Regions from separate parts of the Homo sapiens genome. Here regions 1, 2 and 4 are each linked to region 3. The links are chromatin contacts, found by Hi-C or POLR2A ChIA-PET in ENCODE. All regions are on one chromosome and are shown on one strand. The core of a region is the stretch at or near the end of the contact, and the rest is flanking DNA. Distances in the headings are between cores, read along the strand shown.

Evidence for each region. Hi-C counts contacts between places; a loop is a spot of excess contacts on that map. ChIA-PET counts read pairs that join two places held with the same protein, here RNA polymerase II (POLR2A). Pooled maps may share reads with other maps.
Region 1: a pooled map shows a loop between it and region 3 (6-fold over the local background). The contact joins two enhancer-like sites. A Hi-C loop is called at or near these places in 6 of 50 pooled maps. POLR2A ChIA-PET finds 5 or more read pairs at or near these places in 3 of 52 experiments (T-cell, WTC11 and common myeloid progenitor, CD34-positive).
Region 2: a pooled map shows a loop between it and region 3 (3-fold over the local background). The contact joins two enhancer-like sites. A Hi-C loop is called at or near these places in 1 of 168 maps with a recorded cell type or tissue (endothelial cell of hepatic sinusoid) and 4 of 50 pooled maps. POLR2A ChIA-PET finds 5 or more read pairs at or near these places in 6 of 52 experiments (K562, OCI-LY7, Panc1 and 3 more).
Region 4: a loop to region 3 is called in a pooled map, with 5 times the contacts of the local background. The contact joins two enhancer-like sites. A Hi-C loop is called at or near these places in 5 of 50 pooled maps. POLR2A ChIA-PET finds 5 or more read pairs at or near these places in 2 of 52 experiments (activated CD4-positive, alpha-beta memory T cell and activated naive CD8-positive, alpha-beta T cell).

Annotation. Positions count from the first base shown.
Region 1 is chr18:2,882,238-2,884,937 of GRCh38, forward strand. All of the region lies in intron 2 of EMILIN2 (elastin microfibril interfacer 2), which reads left to right. Among named protein-coding and RNA genes, the nearest start is that of EMILIN2, 37 kb to the left of the region's middle. Within about 2 kb of position 1,299, at least 9 of the 41 ENCODE cell types and tissues checked have a DNase peak (open chromatin) inside an H3K27ac peak, as active enhancers do.
Region 2 is chr18:2,904,726-2,907,425 of GRCh38, forward strand. It overlaps EMILIN2 (elastin microfibril interfacer 2), which reads left to right. Exons shown (of 8, transcript NM_032048.3): 5 at 2,058-2,360. Among named protein-coding and RNA genes, the nearest start is that of EMILIN2, 59 kb to the left of the region's middle. RefSeq lists a silencer at 1,560-2,419. Within about 2 kb of position 1,451, at least 29 of the 41 ENCODE cell types and tissues checked have a DNase peak (open chromatin) inside an H3K27ac peak, as active enhancers do.
Region 3 is chr18:3,059,341-3,062,040 of GRCh38, forward strand. No RefSeq gene overlaps it. Among named protein-coding and RNA genes, the nearest start is that of LPIN2, 48 kb to the left of the region's middle. RefSeq lists enhancers at 1,311-1,605, 1,973-2,102. Within about 2 kb of position 1,396, at least 8 of the 41 ENCODE cell types and tissues checked have a DNase peak (open chromatin) inside an H3K27ac peak, as active enhancers do.
Region 4 is chr18:3,295,653-3,298,352 of GRCh38, forward strand. No RefSeq gene overlaps it. Among named protein-coding and RNA genes, the nearest start is that of MYL12-AS1, 35 kb to the left of the region's middle. RefSeq lists an enhancer at 1,554-1,633. Within about 2 kb of position 1,444, at least 21 of the 41 ENCODE cell types and tissues checked have a DNase peak (open chromatin) inside an H3K27ac peak, as active enhancers do.

The DNA of each region.
Region 1 (2,700 bases), core at 49-2,548, 180 kb before region 3:
CCAACTGCCCGAGCAGCCCTTGTTTTTCCATTTTACTACCAGGCTTCCTCTTCAGTTTTCCTTGGAAAAGGCTCTCTGGAGCTTTCTAACATCTGCATGCCTGGCTGCCACCCCAGACCCCTTAAATCAAAACCTCTGAGGGTGAGACCCAGGCGTGGGTATTTTTTCACAGTTTCCTGGGTGATTCTGATGGCTCAGGCTAAGAACCACTGCCCTAAAGATCAAGGCAAACAGGCCGGGTGTGGTGGCTCATGCCTGTAATCCCAGCACTTTGAGGTTGGGGGATCACTTGAGGCCATGGGCTCGAGACCAGCCTGGGCAACATAGTGAGACCCTATCTCTTAAAAAAATTTTTTTAAATTGGCTGGGCACAGTGGCTCACACCTGTAATCCCAGCACTTTGGGGGCTAAAGGGTGGGTAGATCACCTGAGGTCAGGAGTTCAAGACCAGCCCAGCCAACATGGTGAAACTATGTCTCTACTAAAAATACAAAAAATAACCAGGCATGGTGGTGGGTGCCTGTAATCCCAGCTACTTGGGAGGCTGAGGCAGGCGAATCGCTTGAACCCGGGAGGCAGAGGTTGCAGTGAGCCGAGATCGCGCCATTGTACTCCAGCCTGGGCAACGAGAGTGAAACATCATCTCAAAAAAAAAAAAATATGACCCAGGCATGGTGCCTGTAATCTCAGCATTTTGGGAGGCCGAGGTGGAGGATCACTTGAGCCCAGGAGTTTGAGGTTGCAGTGTACCATGATTGTACCACTGCACTCCAGCCTGGGCGACCAAGTGATACTTATCTCTACAAAACAAAAAACACAACAAAAACCAAAGGAAACAGGGACAGTGGAAGGTGCTAGGAGGTCTAATGGGCTTGGCGGGTCCTAGCTGTCGGCAGGGCCCTCTTGGGATTCTGCAGGGTGCCTAGCCAGTCCCAGCGGGGTGGATCCTATACCCAGAGTGTAATTGTCAGTGTGTGACCCTCGGGGAGGATGTCAAAGGTCCAGCACATGATTTGTGCTTTCCTCAGGGAGGTAACTTTGAAGTCCACCTGCCACAGGGCTGGTGCTTGGGAGGGAGTTGCTTTGCTGGGTAACCCCGCTGCTGCTATTGTCCCGCCTCCCCCCATGGGCAGCTCTCAGCAACCCTGAAAAAGTGACACTCAGCCTATTGCTTTCTGGGAATTGGCTCAAGAAGAAGGCCAGCTGCTGGTGCTGGTGTAAGAAATGAAGAGGAGCTGAAGAGCTTCAAGAGAGATGATTTGCAAGGCAGGAAATCACAATTGGGCTGAAGTAGGGAGGCCCCATCCTGTGTGGCTGTGGCTTTTGCCTGTGCTGTGAGCAGGGGCCGCTGCGGGGGCTGAACTCCTGGCTCCTTCCCTGGTGAGCCCGGGACTGCAGGGCTGTCAAAGTCTGTTGTGGGCCCAGGCCCGGCCTTGAGTCTGGAGGACTTTCCAGCTCACTGCAAAGCTCTCTGTGTGATATTCCAGGGCATGAGGGGATGTGCACTGTCAACAGGACTTTTTGAGTGCTTCCAATTCTGCTTCCTGATTTCTGTCATTGACAGTATGAACCAGGGCATCTTTGTAAAAAGTGGACACAAATAGTGTGAGCTGCCATCTGCAAAAGCTGGTGGCTACCTTTGCTAGCATCAGGAAAGGGAGGTGCAGCGGTAAACACACAGACATGATGGAGAGCAGGGTGCCAGGGATGTTTCTTTCTTTCTTTTTATTTTTTTTGAGTTGGAGTCTTGCTCTGTCACCCAGGCTGGAGTGCAGTGGCGCGATCTCGGCTCACTGCAAGCTCCACCTCCCGGGTTCACGCCATTCTCCTGCCTCAGCCTCCCAAGGAGCTGGGACTACAGGCGCACGCCATCACGCCCGGCTAATGTTTTTGTATTTTTAGTAGAGACGGGGTTTCACCGTGTTAGCCAGGATGGTCTCGATCTCCTGACCTCGTGATCCGCCTGCCTCGGCCTCCCAAAGTGCTCAGATTACAGGCGTGAGCCACCGCGCCCAGCCTCTTTTTCTTTTTTTTGAGACAGTCTCGCTGTGTCTCCCAGGCTGGAGTGCAATGGCGTGATCTCAGCTCACTGCAACCTCCGCCTTCTGGATTCAAACAATTCTCGTGCCTCAGCGGTAGCTGGGACTACAGGCATGCGCCACAACACCTGGCTAAGTTTCGTATTTTTTGTAGAGACTAGATTTCACCATGTTAGCCAGGCTAGTCTCGAACTCCTGGCCTCAAGTGATCTGCTGGCCTCAGCCTCCCAAAGTGCTGGGATTACAGGCATGAGCCACTGTGCCCGGCCAGGAATATTTCTTTAAAACACAAAACAAAACAATCTCTAGTGACACCTGAAACAAATCCCCACAAACTGAATTGTAGAACAGAAGTTTGGTGAAACAAAAGCTCAGTTTGGGGGCTGAAAAGTATCCTTCTCAAATGGGAGTCTTGGTGGAGATTTTCTAAGCTGTGTGTTCCCCTTGCTGGGAAACGGGTGCTCAGGGCAGGTGGAGGATTGGGGAGCCCCTGCCTTCCTGAGGCTGATCTGAGTTAGGCTGAACCCCCCAGTCAGATCTGGACTGAGGAGACCAACATCCCCTCTGGGCCAGCCTGGAGAGCAGGCAGGGTCCTGCATGCCCTGAGTCCTCTTTATTTGGGTCTAGCGCCGGAAGTTGCTTGTAACGGCAGCCAGTAAAG
Region 2 (2,700 bases), core at 201-2,700, 150 kb before region 3:
TGGTGTGGCTTGCTTTGGTCCCTGTCGTTCACACAGGCGGCTTTCCTCATATGTCAGGTGATTTTGACTTTGGTTCACATTTAATGGGGAGACACTAGATAGAGTTTCACGACTGTGGGCATCATAGGGTCAATTTGAAGAATCCTCCTATATCCAGCTAGAGGTATAAGCAAGTGGCTGGGAGCTTAGCAGAGGATGGGGACTGTGAGCCTCCTTATTCAGGGAGCAGACTTTCGCTTAGTGTTTTTAGACTGGTATCTTACTCCTATCTTCCACTGTAGCTGGTATCTGCATGTTTTTCAATCCCTCTGCCTCAGTTTCTCTGTCTAACCCAGCCTTTCTCAACCAGGGTTCTAAAGAGATGTAAATCCTGATGCCATTCTATTGTATGGCGTGAACTAACTTCTCTGTATCTAGAATGGAATTAGCTCTGTATCATCCTCAGGGAAAACTGAGAGAGTAATCACTCAAATTGTTTTCTCTTGGGCTTCTCTCATGGAACATTGGTCAGGAAAGGCTGTTGGAGAAACTGCCTCTCTCAGGGTGTTCTGGCAACCTGCCTCTGTGGGTGGGGCGGGGGGGGGGCATGTATTTGATCTGCCATATTTATCTTAGTTTTATTTTTTTAATTTTTAGTTGTTATGTGTACAGAGTAGATATATATATATATGGGGTACATGAGGTATTTTGATACAGGCATGCAGTGTATAATAATCGGGGTAATAGGGTATCTATTACCCAAAGCATGTGCCATTTCTTTACAGACATTCCAATTCTACTCTTTTATTTAAAAATGTGCAAAAGATAATTGCTGACTGCAGTCACCCTGTTGTGCTATCAGATACTAGATCTTATTAACTCTGTCTAACTATATTTTTGAACCCATCAACCACCTCCACTGCCCTTCTCCCCAGCTTAGTGAGGCTGGAGTGCAGCGGGCGATCTCGGCTCCCTGCAACCTCCACCTCCTGGGTTCAAGTGATTCTCCTGCCTCAGCCTCCCGAGTAGCTGGGATTACAGGTGCGCTCCACTACCCCGGGCTAATTTTTGTTTTTTTGTTTTTTTTTTTTGGATATTTGGAAGAGATGAGGTTTCGCCATCTTGGTCAGGCTGGTCTCGAATTTGGGGGCTCAAGTGATCCGGCCGCGTCGGCCTCCCAAAGTGCTGGGATTACGGGCGTGAGCCACCGCGCCCGGCCCGCTTAGGGAGTTTTAAAACAAAACTAGACGGCAGGTCGGGAGGCAGCCGCCGATTTTTGTCGGGTCCTAAACAAAAATCAAATGTGTTGCGCTTTGGAACTCTGGGCATCGTGGGCACCAGGCTGACGGGGGCGGCGGGGATGGCGTTTCTTGGCGAGCGGGTCCCTCAGCCAGGCCCGGGTATTGTCAGGCGTCCCGTGGACGGTCGGGAGGGGCTTCCTGGAGGGCTCGTTCCGGGAACGAGTTCAAAGGAGGAAAGGGCGGCAGCTTCCGGCGCCTTCCCCAGAGGGCCGGGAGACGCACGCCAGGAGCTTCCTCCGTTGGAAGTCCCTTCCGCTGGCGACGTGGGCGCTGTGGCCGCGGCCCTCGTGGAGCCTGAGCCCTCCTCACGGCCTCCGCGCAGCCCTGGGGCCCCCCGGCAGGGTCCCTCGGCAGCCCGCGGGAGAGGCCGTGGGGCCCCGGCAGGAGTGTGGTTCAGAGACGGTGCGGGGGTCGGTGGCCTCAGGTCCCTTTCAGTCACTTGCGACGCACCCGCGGTTTCCGCGTGCTGTGAAATCGGGAATTGTTGATGCCGGAGCCAAGAGTGAGGCCGGTTTGGAAAGTGCAGCCGTCTGCGCCGGAGAGGCTGGAAACGCCCCGGCCCCGGGCAGGGGTCCCCGGCGGCGTCCGGGTGGCCCGCGGCGTCCTCGGAAGATGCGGGCGGACGCCCGTGTGTCCCGCTGGCCTGACGTCGCAGGGGTGGCCGCAGAGTCCTCACGGGGACCCCGCTCGCCGGGACTCATGGAGGGGACCCTGACGGGGCAGTCAGGGCTGAGGTTTCCTAATCCCGTGTGTTTCTTTCTCCCCGACGCCCGGCAGAGGCGCCCTCGCCCCCGCCGCCCGCAGAGGCCCCGAAGGAGCCGCTGCAGCCCGAGCCCGCCCCGCCGAGGCCCAGCGGCCCCGCAACCGCAGAGGACCCTGGGCGACGGCCCGTCCTGCCCCAGCGGCCCCCCGAGGAGAGGCCGCCCCAGCCGCCAGGCTCCACCGGGGTCATCGCGGAGACGGGCCAGGCCGGGCCCCCCGCAGGCGCAGGCGTGTCTGGGCGGGGTCTGCCGCGGGGCGTGGACGGCCAGACCGGGAGCGGCACCGTCCCCGGCGCAGAAGGCTTCGCGGGCGCACCAGGTGAGGCCCGGGGCTGCGCGGGGAGGAGCGCGGGGCTCTCCCGGAACTTCCGCCTGAGCCTCGGGGTCTGCTGAGGGGCGTGGCGGTTCGGGGTCCAGCCTTCGGGGGGGCAAGTTCCGAAATGCAGCTTTGGAAGGATGCCGAGGCCCGAGGGACCGCTCATGCTAGTCCAGCACACGGAGGCCGGGGCACCTCAGGGACAGTGCAGTCGTCTGTACTTAGACATACTGAGTGGCCCCGCCGGTTGGAGTACGAGTGCCACACGGGCAGCTCATTGATTCCCAGCAGGAAGGATCTTGGAAGCCAGAAGGGTATTGGGAGCTTGGGTAGCAGCAAAGCA
Region 3 (2,700 bases), core at 146-2,645:
TTGCAGTGACTAGCCTAATCTCTACAAAAAGTACTTTAAAGGCTATAAAAGTAAATTCTTTCTGATTTTTTTTCCCTTTTCATTTTAAAGGGAGTTCCCAGAATTTGACTCTTGTTTTGAATGATGTCTTTGTAACAAACTTCCTGTGTTGACAAAGGACACGCTGAATTTCTGTTACTGTGGCTACCACAGAAATGAGAGCAGTTCCAATCGTCTCACTGAATTAAGGCCTTTATACAATTTCTTTCAAGTTTTCTAATTTTTATTATGTTTGTAGCTCTATAATATACAACCATAAAACAAGATAATATTACTATAACAATAATAAACAACTGTATCTCTATATATCTCTATATAATACACAAATAACACAGTAACAATACTTTACAACAATAACTCTACAGCATACCACTATAATAAACATTTGAAGTGACATGTGGGTTTTTTTTTTTTTAACTTCCCCTAGTCTTTGGACTTATTTTGCTTTAAATTATTTATCAACAAAGGTCTGAACACTTAATAACCTCTGCCTTATGGTGATACATTTCCTCATTATTTTAGTTTTGTATTATCAAAATAGAGTGAAAATGAGACAAATTGTCTCTGAACCTTAGCTATGCAGGAGATCAATCTGCTTCTACTTCATAAAAGTTGTTCAAATGTCACTGACAGGTTCTAGTAGAACCAGGGACATCAAAGTGTCTATTTAAAAGCTAAAGTGATTTTAGCATGACCATATTTTAAAATGCAAATGAATTTTTTCTATTACTCTAGCTAAAATGGCTTCTCATTATCATTATGTTTTTATATTTTTATGTTTTCTTTGAGAAGGAATCTCGCTCTGTTGCCCAGGCTGGAGTGCAGTGGCGCAATCTCAGCTCACTGCAACCTCTACCTCCTGGATTCAGATGATTCTCCTGCCTCAGCCTCCCAAGTAGCTGGGATTACAGGCGTGCACCACCACGCCCAGACGATTTTTGTATTTTTAGTAGAGATAAAGTTTCCCCATGTTAGCCAGGCTGGTCTCAAACTCCTGACCTCAGGTGATCCACCCACCTCGGCTTCCCAAAGTGCTGGGATTATAGGCGTGAGCCACGGTGCCTGGCCTATATTTTTACTTACAGCTTTTCTTTTTCTTTGCTGCCTTGTATTTAAAGGCAACAATCTTTTTTTACACAGCGTTAGAAATGCTCAACCACTTTTTGAAATGTTAACCACCATAATGCAGCCCAGATAAGAAACAAAATTAAGAGCCTCAAGAAATACAAAATTGAGAAACATTCCAACTAAAAACGTTTAAACAAAATAGTCTCATTCTTTATAGATACGAAGTTTATGTGTAGAAGCCAATACACATTTCCTGCCTCTTCCCCCTCACTTCCTGGCCGCCGGTGCTACAGAGCAACTGTCCTGCCACACTTGAGTGAGATGGAAAAAACCAATTCTTCACCCCAGTTCACTTCCATGACTTCCGGCAGTGTCTGTTCAGAGGTCAAAGCTGTTGGTGATTTTCCACTTGTGCTGGACATAAACCTGGCAAAAAGGCAGGAATTTTAGGGACAGAGGGCTTTCTACCATGGCAGGTCAGAAGGGCCTGGGGGAACAGGGCCTGACCCACACCAAGTAAATATTTGTTGAATGAATGAATGAATGGAAGAAATGGTATCTTATGGTTTGTCTTTTTTGGAGACAGAGTCTTGCTGTTGCCCTGCCTGGAGAGTGGTGGCACGATCATGGCTCTCTGCAGCCTCGAGCTCCTGGGCTCAAGCATCCACCCATCTCAGCCTCCCAAGTAGCTAGGACTACAGTCATGTGCCACCATGCTCAGCTAATTTATTTTTATTTTTTGTTTTTGGTAGAGACGGGGACTCTCTGTGTTGCCCAGGCTGGTCTCAAATTCCTGGCCTCCTGAAGTGCTGGGATTATAGGTGTGAGCCACCGTGCCCAGGCAATGCCCCGTGTTTTTAATAGAATGACGTAGAGGTAATTGTTTTTTCTTTCTGTTTTGAGATGAAAACAAGGAATTGGTTTCATTTTCATTATTTTTTCATCTGTACTTCAGTGCTGCTGAAACTTTCACCTGAGAGGAGGATTTCAGATTTCTCGATTCTGCCCCCGCAACGAGTTGCTTCTCTTCTTTCTCTGCACAGTCTTCACTTTCATGAAGCCAAATGCCTCCTTGCAATTCAGCTCCTGGTTTTGAGTGTGTAAGGAAGACACACGCTTCTCGTGAAATTCTGGAGAATGTCTCCGGACTGCGTGGGAAGCTTATGAACCAGAGGTGCCTGTACTGACAGAAGCCTGTGAGCAAAGAGGGTTCCGAGAACTGGTTAGCTCTTTCTAGCCGGGAATATTAAGCTGTAAAGAACAAGGAAATGGAGGGAGCATTCACATATGTACTGCAGTTGGCATGGGGGTCTCCTTGGAGAGGCTTCCTGTGGGCAACTATGGGTGCATTCAGTAGGGACATTTAGATAACTAAGATGAGCCCTGGAACAACCAAAATAGAGTCAATGTAATAAAACACTCTCTGATTCTGGGACACGTCCCCCTCGTCTCTGAAAGGAAACACTTGGCTTCAGTTTGGCTCAGCAATGTAACACCTTTTCTCCCGGCTTAGAACCAGCTCTTAGCAAGCAGAGTGGGTGGCTTTTGTGTGATACCATGGGCACTAGTAACGCCTCAGGCTGAAGTCCCGGC
Region 4 (2,700 bases), core at 194-2,693, 240 kb after region 3:
CCTGCATTCTGTGAGTTGTTCTGGTCCATTATTAAACCTGAGGAGTTAGTGGGAATCCCTGCATTTGTGGTCAGTTGGTCAGAAGCACCGGTGGCTCAGGAACCCTGGAACATATAACAGCTGGTATCTGGGGTAAGAGGCATCCTGTGAGTGGCTGTTCCCTTAACCTGTGAAATTTGACCTTACTCCAGGTCAGGATTGTATTGCAAAGAGAAAATAATGTATGGATCCCCTTGTAGGCATCACCTAGCTTCAATAATAATCAGCTCATGGCCAAACTTGTTTCATCTATAACCCCTCCCATTTTCCTTTCATCATTATCCCTCAGCCCTCTTACCTGCATCACTAGATTACTTTGAAGTAAATCACTGACAAATCATTTTGTCAGCAAATCACTGATATTTGTTCATACATATTAAAGCAGATATCTCTAAAACAAAAGACCGCTTCCCCTCCCACTTTTTTTTTTTTTTTTTTTTTTGAGACAGAGTCTCACCCTGTCACCCAGGCTGGAGTGCAATGGCGCTATCTCTGCTCACTGCAACCTCCACCTCCCAGGTTCAAGCGATTCTCCTGCCTCAGCCTCCTGAGTAGCTGGGATCACAGGCGGGCGTCACCACGCCCGGCTAATTTTTTATATCTTTAGTAGAGATGGGGTTTCACCATGTTGGCCAGGCTGGCCTCGAACTCCTGACCTCATAATCTGCCTGCCTTGGCCTCCCAAATGCTGGGATTACAGGCGTGAGCCACCGCGCCCGGCCTCCCCACCTTTTTTTTAAGAGACAAGTTCTCACTCTGTTGCTCCCAAGATGGCAGATTGGAGGCAGTGTTAGCATGCCTCTTCCACTTGGAAAGACAAGATAGTGTGTAGAGACTCACACACTGTGAACTTTTCTCCTAGAAGCAACACAGGAACTTAACAGGAGAACTGAAAGAAGCCACTGACCCTTTGAAAGAAGCACTGGGCTGCAGCCTACACCATAAGCCAGTGGAAAACTAAGTTCCCCAGAGTGAAAGAGGAATAAATTGCCTCTGGAACATACACTCCCACTTGGGAATCTGGCAATAGAGGCCCATGAGGGAAGAACTTAACCCTATCCAGCAATGGAGCTGATTTTAGTGAGCAGTGGGGAATGTATGAGAAAAAGCATCATTGGGACGGGCTTTGCATGCACTCCCAGGCTCCAGTGAGGATGGAGGGAAGACATTCCCGACCCTACCTCACAGAGGACTGTGCAGAAATCTGCCAGCTAACTCAGACAGCAGTCACAGGTTGGCAGAAGTTCCCAACTGGGTTCACAATATAATGCCGAATGGGGACAAACCCCCTTGGGCAGAACCAAGGAGTGACTGGGAAATGTGCTGCAGCCACGGGTGCAGGAGCTGGGCGCCCCTGCTTCACGGGCAGACTGGGAGGGGCGTGGCTTGAAAGCATTGGTTGTTCTCTCCTTCAGGAAGGCTTATGGCATGGGGCAGTCTTGAGTTCTGAATGCGGACTGCCTGGATTCTAACGAGCTGCTGCAAGCGGAACCCTGCGGGTGAGGGACCGGCCTTGCCAAGTGCATGGGCGCTGGTGGGGCTTACTGCCGCCTGCTACTCCCCAACCCCTGTAGAGAGACTTCTGTGCAGCAGAGGCAGCTGCACCCCTCCCTGCAACATTACCCCTGCGGCCAGAAAAATGCTCTCTGACCCCCACAGGGGCCACTGCTTACCCCGCATGTGGGGAGCCACAGCGTGAACCTGCCTGATCCAGCCGCCACCTGGCTTTGCTCCTTCACTTGCTCTGGTAGCTTAACACAAAGGACAGAAATTTTTTGGCGCTCTATGGCCCCACCCATTACCTGAGTCACCAGAGTACCTCCCCTGGGTAACATGAGGCAAGCACAAATCCCACTGCTACTACGGCAGCTGGTGCTCTTTGGCAAGCGCCACCTTCTGGCTGGAGGCCAATTGACAGTCCATTACAGCATCTCCAAGTAGTGTAACACTGCACCAAGGAAGGAGAAAACTTGTGCATGACCTCAGCTGTCACCATTGCCTGCATCGTTCTGGCTAACCAGGGGGTCCTGAGTCTGTCCACATGACCAATTCATTACTACTACTACTGGCATTTGAGAAATCTTTACCAGACAAAGAATTCAAAAGGTTGATCATTAAGCTACTCAAGGAGATATAAGAGAAAGGTGAAAAACAACATATAGAAATTTAAAAATCAATTCAGGATATAGATGAAATATTTTCTAAAGAGATAGATTTTTTTAAAAAATCAACCAGAACTTTTTGAAATGAAGGACACATTTAGGGATTTAGGGAATTACAAAATGAGCTGGAAAGTTTTAACAATATTCTAGACCAAATAGAAGAAAGAATTTCAGAGCTCTAAGACAAGGCTTTCAAATTAACCCAATCAGACAAAAATAAAGAAAAAAGAATTAATAGAAATGAATAAAGCGTCCAAGAAATATGGTATTATGTAAAATGGACAAGTATAAGAACTATTGGTGTCCCTGAAGGAGAAGAAAAAGCAAAAAAAAAAAAAAAAAAAAAAAGTGAAAAACTTCTTTGAGGGAATAATTGAGAAAAACTTCCCTGTCCTTGCTGGAGATTTAGACATCCAAATACAAGAAGCTCAAAGAAGTCCTGGGAGATTCATTGCAAAAAGGATATCACCAAGGAACATAGTCATCAGACTATCTATAG